Regions from separate parts of the Homo sapiens genome. Here region 2 is linked to region 1. Evidence: chromatin loops called from intact Hi-C (ENCODE). Cell type or tissue: ascending aorta. All regions are shown on one strand. Links, peaks and the distances in the headings refer to the core of each region. The heading gives the core; the rest is flanking DNA.

The links. Peaks named below come from ENCODE experiments on the same cell type or tissue, not always from the same donor. Only the 100,000 strongest peaks of a DNase experiment are listed, where the experiment ranks them.
Region 2: it touches region 1 in a loop (2.9-fold over the local background); 6 of 110 quality-filtered maps call a loop at or near these places.

Annotation. Positions count from the first base shown.
Region 1 is chr2:71,699,040-71,703,078 of GRCh38, reverse strand. All of the region lies in intron 1 of LOC124907827 (a long non-coding RNA gene), which reads right to left. Among named protein-coding and RNA genes, the nearest start is that of DYSF, 230 kb to the right of the region's middle. In ascending aorta, for the core only: no CTCF peak of the experiment used is centred there; DNase peaks (open chromatin) are centred at 2,028, 2,578 and 2,905; H3K27ac peaks cover 2,500 bases.
Region 2 is chr2:72,142,920-72,145,419 of GRCh38, reverse strand. CYP26B1 (cytochrome P450 family 26 subfamily B member 1) reads left to right here. Exons shown (of 6, transcript NM_019885.4): 2 at 1,207-1,431. Among named protein-coding and RNA genes, the nearest start is that of CYP26B1, 3.7 kb to the left of the region's middle. In ascending aorta, for the core only: a CTCF peak has its summit at 1,055; DNase peaks (open chromatin) are centred at 399, 809, 1,279, 2,179 and 1 weaker place; H3K4me3 peaks cover 2,500 bases; H3K27ac peaks cover 2,500 bases.

The sequences.
Region 1 (4,039 bases), core at 712-3,211:
AGCACAGTGGCCGTGGCCCCTGACTATGATTTAATTTGCTTCTCACAGACCACACAGGGGTCTCTCAAGATGCCGCCCAGGATTCTACATGGGAAAGACCCTGAGATGCTTCTGCAAGCCTTGGCTGCTCTGACCTGGGGTTCCAACTCCCGGCCCCCCTTGCCAGGCCAAAGAGAGGTATAAGAGGCAAGTCAGCGGCCACAGCCGGGCTCTGGATGAAGGAAGAGTCGGCCCCACGGCAGAATCCTCACACTCATGCAGGGGGAGCTGGCTCCAGGGCTCCGCCTTGCCTGCCACTCACCTTTGCACTGTAGCTCCTCACAGGGCAGGGGAGCCCGTCACCTACCAGAGAGACCGCTCCTCACCATCTCTAATGTGGGCACCTCTTGGGAGTCCTTTCATACTAGCAGCCTTGAGAGGACAATGTGCACCCCGAAGAATAGGCAGGCTGATGGACAGACAGAGACATTCTCAGAGCCCCGACCCTCCTGCCACCTCCTCCAGGAAGCCTCCCTTCATGGGGAACTGCCCCCTGTGATCCAGGGTCCCTTGGCCCTCAAGGCTTCCAGAGGAGCTGCTGCCATGCCACTTGCTCCCCCTGTGGCTGGGGAGGCAGCTGGCCCTGCATCCAGTCACCAATCACTTTCCCCTTCACAGGACCCTAGTGAGGCCCCCTCATACCCACCCACTCCCAGGGAGTTCAGTGGGTCATAGGAGTTCACGCAAGGGTCCTAGTCCTCTGGGCCTGCTGCGCTCCCAGCCTCCACTGCAAGCTGCACCCCAGCCCCGGGCAGGCAGGGCCCCAGCCCACATGCTGCTCTGCCAGGAAAACACCAGCCTCTGCTATTCTGGGGCTGACACCTTCAGGAGCATCCAAGCTCTACCATGCTCCCTGGGTCCTCTGAAAAGTCCTTCTGATCCTCCCAGGACCCCATCACAAGCCAGCGTGCACCCCCACAGGACCCAGATGCCGGCCTTCCTCTCCTGCCAGGGCCTGGCCCCAGCTCTTCCTCCTTGGCAGCTCACTCATAGCGGTCTGTGTCTACCCAGGGCCCTATGCTCTGCCCTTGGTCAAACTCCCCCATACCCTGAATGGCCTCGAGTCTCAGCAGGGACTAACCCTGCTATACACATGTGCATGTGTGTCTATCTGGTCTTTGCCATGGGTCCTAAGGGCCCCCAAGGGCAGGGCCAGTATCTCCACCATTTGACTGTGGGCTCGGTAAAGGCTCTGTCTTCCCCATCAGAATACACGTTTGCCAATGGCAATGGCCATGCTTTCCCTACCAACATCTGAGCTCTCCAAGTGCAGGGGCTGTATCTCCCCATCAGACCTGAGGCTCTCTGAGAGCACAGATGGGGTCTCCTACATAGGCCTGGGGGCTCACAAGGGGCAAAGGCAATGTGTGCCCCATCAGTGTGCATTCTAAGGGCAGCCATGCCTTTTTCTCCAATCTAAGGGCTCCCCGAAGGACAGCAGATGCTCTCACATCAGACCTGGGGCTCTGCAGAGGCAGAGGCCGTGGCTCCCTCATCAGACTAGTGGTTCCTAATAGAGCAGGCCCACCTACGTAATTCATAGGGCCAAGTACAAAATACAAATGTGCCTTTTTCCAAAATTATTGGGAAAGTCAAGGTGGTGATAGTAGGGCATTAAGCCAAGCGTGGGGCCCTTCTGAGCGTGGAGCCCTGTGTGACTGCATAAGTCACATGCCCGTAGAGCTGGCCCTGTATGGAAGGGACTGTGCCTCCCCTGTAAGATGAGGCGGCAGGTGAGGAACTCAGAGGCCAGGCGGGCACAAAGCCAAAGGGAATGGGAAGAGGCCTGGAGGTGAGCAGGGCAGGCCCCAGGCCCCGAGGAGGGACACACAGGGTCACTTCCCCAAACAATAGGGCATTCATGAGCAGCCTGGCTCCACAGCAGGGCCCTGACGCCAGGCCCCGACGCCAAGCTCAGCCCTGTAATTCATGCTCCAGTCCCTGAGCCGAGCACTGGCAGGGGCTCAAGTAGGAGAAAGTTGATGCTGCGGAGGTGGCCGCAGTGGAAACATCTATTTTTACCCTGGCAGACCGGGAGACAGGTCAGCGGTGGCTTTGAGTGAATCCCAGTGCAGCCACCCAGGGCCTAGTCCCAGCCTAGGGACAGCCCAGACCAGCGGAGGGCCACCCAGGCAGCCCCCATGCAGCACCAGGTCAGGCGGGCCTCAGACCAAGGAGCGAGTCAGAGCATCCCCGGAAGGGGCCCCACCAGGGCCGTCACATTTCTCCCCGGCTCTGCCCCTGACACTCACTTCTGTCCCTGCCTTGTGAACAATGTCAGCTCAGAACAGAAGTGGAGATTCCTGAAGCCCTTCCCCAGCCATTCCTGGTCAAGCCCCACCTCCCCCTCCCCCGCCTCCCCCCACCGCCTCCCCCGGGGTTCCTGGGGATGCCCTGGGCCATCAGAGTCTGAGAATGGAGAAAGCAGAGGGAGGCGTACAGGGTCTCATCTCGCCTGCCCTGAGGTGGGGAGATCTGCTCAGTGACCCTTATCCGGGAGAGGTCGTTGCTGAAGCCAGTGAATGAACACTGATGGGTGACTTTCAGACTCTGCACCAGCCTGGCTGGCACACCGGTTAGGTGGCTCCTACCTGGCTCCCGGGTGAGGCCAGCTTTTCCTCAGTTCTTACCTCCAGCAGCCAGCACTTGAGGCCCCCACCTGTCCCCCCTGCAGGTGGAACACTGTGTGCTGAGGTGTTTACGTTACATAAACCCAACCACGCTCGTCAGGAAATTTGTAGCTCCCCTGAGGAATGAAAACTCAATGCCTTCTTGCACAGGGCCAGGCAGGGATCCTAGCCACAAGCCCCGGGTCCACCTCTGGCTCCTGGATTCCTCTGGTCTGCTGCCAGAGGGAGTAGCATGGGGCGGGTTGGGGAGGGCAGGAATGTCCCCAGCCCACTCACCTCTCTCTGCTCTGGTGGGCAGACAACCAGCCCCTCTGGCAGCCAGCTAAGACTGAAGCAGAGGAGGACCTGGGTCCCCTGCCCTGGGGTTCACCTCCAACCTGGAGATCTGTTGGAGAAGCCACCTGCCTTTGAGTGGCAGTTTAGCATCCCCACTCTGGGAAGCTCTCTCCGCGTTTAAGGACAGTCTGCAGTCCTCATAATCTCCAGTGTTGCCACCCAAGTCTTCTGGGCCCACTCCTCAGCCACCCATCCTGATCCATCGCCTCCTTGACATACTACAAACACTCCTATCCAGTTCTAAGCATGTATTAGCTAGTGTACTCTCAGGTCCAATTTGCCCTCCTTCCTCCCTGTCCAAGTCCCCTTCCTTTGGGGCTGAGGAATGAACAATTGCCCTCCCCAGATGAGAAGGTTGGGGTCAGAGATCCTTGGGGCAGGAGCTACCCTGGAGGATCGGGCAGGGATGGAGAGCCAAGAACCGTCCATCCACATATGGCTGTGAAGTCGTGTCCAACACAGCCCTGGGTTGGGAGGGTGACACCTACATCATTGTCCTTCAAGACGGGGCCCTTAGAGGTGTGCGGTGCTCTGCCAACTTCTGAGGAATAACAGAGGATCTGGGCTCCCCAGGGGCATCACTCACTTTTTATAGGTCTTCTGAGCAGCCCTGAGGCCATCCCCTAACGAGTCCTGCCTGTTCTATGGGGCCTCCCAGATTAGGGTCTCGCTCATAAACCACAGAGGTCTGAGCTTCTATGGGAGGAAAGAAGGGCCATGCCCCAGCCCCAGCTGGGGGAGGAGGGAGGAAAGGGGGCTGCAGACAAATGGTTTTTACACTTTGAGTTAATGAGGGTCAGGCAGGGGCACCCACTGGCAGGAGGGAATAAATGAGAGAAAAATTGATGGGGGGGATGGAGGAGAAGGAGGGGTGAGGGCTTTGAATGAGGGAGGTGAGAGGAACGCCTAGTCATAAAAATCTCTTACAGACGCACACTCACACAAAGACATACATCAGCCCGTGCAAGCTTCCTGAGCCCCGCTGTGTGCCCAGCCTGGGGCTGGAGGCTGTGAAGCGGTGACCTCCGAACGCA
Region 2 (2,500 bases), core at 1-2,500, 440 kb before region 1:
GCCCCCCTCCTGGCTGCGCGGGCGCTCCCAGCTCGTTCCCCGTCGCGCGCCGGGCCGGAGGCGCATGTGGAAAAGTGATTAGGGCTCCGGGTTCTGCAGAGTCACTTTTCGGCTGTACTGGCGTGTGTGCACATTTAGCTGGAAGTAGTTTTCTGTGGAAAAAAGGAAAGTGAGGAGGGGGACCAACCCGGGCTAGGGGGACTGAGTTGTCCCCTCGGGGGTGCAGGAGCGGGTAGATCTGGAGCCCGAGTCGGTACGCTCGTGGGCTGGCAGGCGGGGCGGCTAGACAGGTGGCGCCCCTCCCCTTTGCGCCGGGTGCTGCCCCGGCAGGAGAAGGGTTAACGTGGGGTGGGGTAACTAGTGCCGACGTCAAAGGTGAGCGGGACGCCCTTGCCCCCGCCCCTCTGAGGTCTCCACGGTTTCCGGTACCCGCGCCCGGCCGGCTCCGCCAGCCGTTTCGAGAGTCCGGCCGGCCCCGGCCCCGCCATCCTCGGCTTGCGCCGCCACCACCGGGGATCTGGTTACCTGCGCGGGTCGCCCTGCCCGGTCCCGCCCCGCCCCGCGCTCGGGTTCCAAACTCCAGGGCGGCAACCAAAGTCCGTCTCCGTTATTTCCAGGGCAAAATGCATTAGGAAAATCGCGGCTCTGGGCCCGTGACCCCGCCCTGCAGAGTCCTCCGAGGGCCGCCGGGTCCCTGCGCGGGCCACACCGGAGAGCGGAGGAAACTCCAACCCCCATCTGTAGTTGCTGCCTCCGGGCACCGACCGCTTACCGCTATAAATAATCTTTGGCCTGCGGCCACCCCGCGGGGTCTCGCCAGCCCGTGGCCCGGAGCCTGGAAATATTTATTCCGAGAGGCTCCCGAGCGCGGGGTGGGGGTGTGGGGGTGGGGGTGGGGGCGGAGACTCCCGCTTCGGGTCCAGCTGTCCGGGATACCTCTTTCCTCTCGAAAGTCATTACCAAAAAACAGCCTCCTGGGGGTGCCCCTGGGCCTCCGCCTCCTTGCATTATTTATTATCCTCTAGGCCCTACTTCGCAGTTCTTGTGCACGCTATGAAAAATAAAACCTGCGTGCTCGTCTGTGTGAGTGTGTTTGGTGGGGAGAGGGGGCAGGTGACTGTACCCCGGGTTGGGGTCCGCCGCCCCTCCCTCGCGGGCCCTCTGCAGAAGTGCACCCTGAGAGAGACCCGGGTGTGGCTCCCGCAGGGTTCTGGCTTCCAGTCGTCGCGGAGGGAGAAGTATGGCAACGTGTTCAAGACGCATTTGTTGGGGCGGCCGCTGATACGCGTGACCGGCGCGGAGAACGTGCGCAAGATCCTCATGGGCGAGCACCACCTCGTGAGCACCGAGTGGCCTCGCAGCACCCGCATGTTGCTGGGCCCCAACACGGTGTCCAATTCCATTGGCGACATCCACCGCAACAAGCGCAAGGTAAGAACTCTGCCCGTTTTCTTCCGCGCAATCCCTCCCCCACCTCGGGGCAAGGAGTTCCTGGAGCCCGGGGAATGTCCCCTACCGAATCTGTGCCCCCCTTTGCACACCATGCTTGAAGACTCCGCAGTTCCCCGCCGACAAGGCCTCGAGTCCGGATCCAGGGCCTGCTCCGGCCTCCTCTTGGTCCCTTTTCTTGCTGGCCGACTGCGTCATGGGCACCCCCAACGGTGGCTTGGAAGAGCTTGAGCGTGCGGGGTCTGGGGTGTCCAAAGCCTGTCCTTGCCTTGCTCCACAGAGCTGGAAAAAGAAGGGGGCGGGACAGTTGGCCGGCGTTCGCCTTTTCGCCACGTTTCCCAGGGAATTCCGAGGACTGGAGACCGATCATTCTAAAATCAAAGCTGTCCTTCCCACCACAGGCTGCTTGAAGGGAGTCGCGGGCAGGCGGCTGCGCGTGGAGGTTGGGGACAGCTTGTGGGCTGCGGTGGCGGGGCCTGGTCAGAGAGGTGCGGCGAGCCTGGGCAGCGGAGCGCACGGGTCTGGGCCGTGGGGGAAGGGCGGGCGGGGGGAGAGCAGGCGAGGCACGAGCGGGGATCAAAGCGCACCCACCCCCCCCCGAAAGAGGAAGGGAAAGTGGGTGTTTATCCCTTGGATTTCCCGAGCGACTGGAGGAGGCGCGGAGGAGGCGCGCACGGGACAGGCCCCCGCCCCTCCCGGCTGCGCTAGGCTCCCAGCGCTGGCGGCACGTGCTGTTTGAACTGCAGTAACCCGAAAGCGGAGCCAGCGGGCGGGCCCTAAGCCGCCGGGAGGGAGGCTGCGCGACCTCTCCCACTCCATTTTTTTCCACTGGGTCAGAGGACTCACCCAGGTTTGAAACCTAAGGAAAGGGAGAGGCAGCCCCCCGTCCCTGAGCGGTGGCAGACCGGGGAGGTGGGGAGGCGGACTCCCTCCGTCAGGGGCCGCATGTGCTGTGGTCTTGGCGAAGGTGGGGAGCGCTCTACTAGCCGACGCATCCTGTAGCACTTGACGTTCTCTGAACAGCCTGTGAAGGGTAATTCTTAACGGCAGA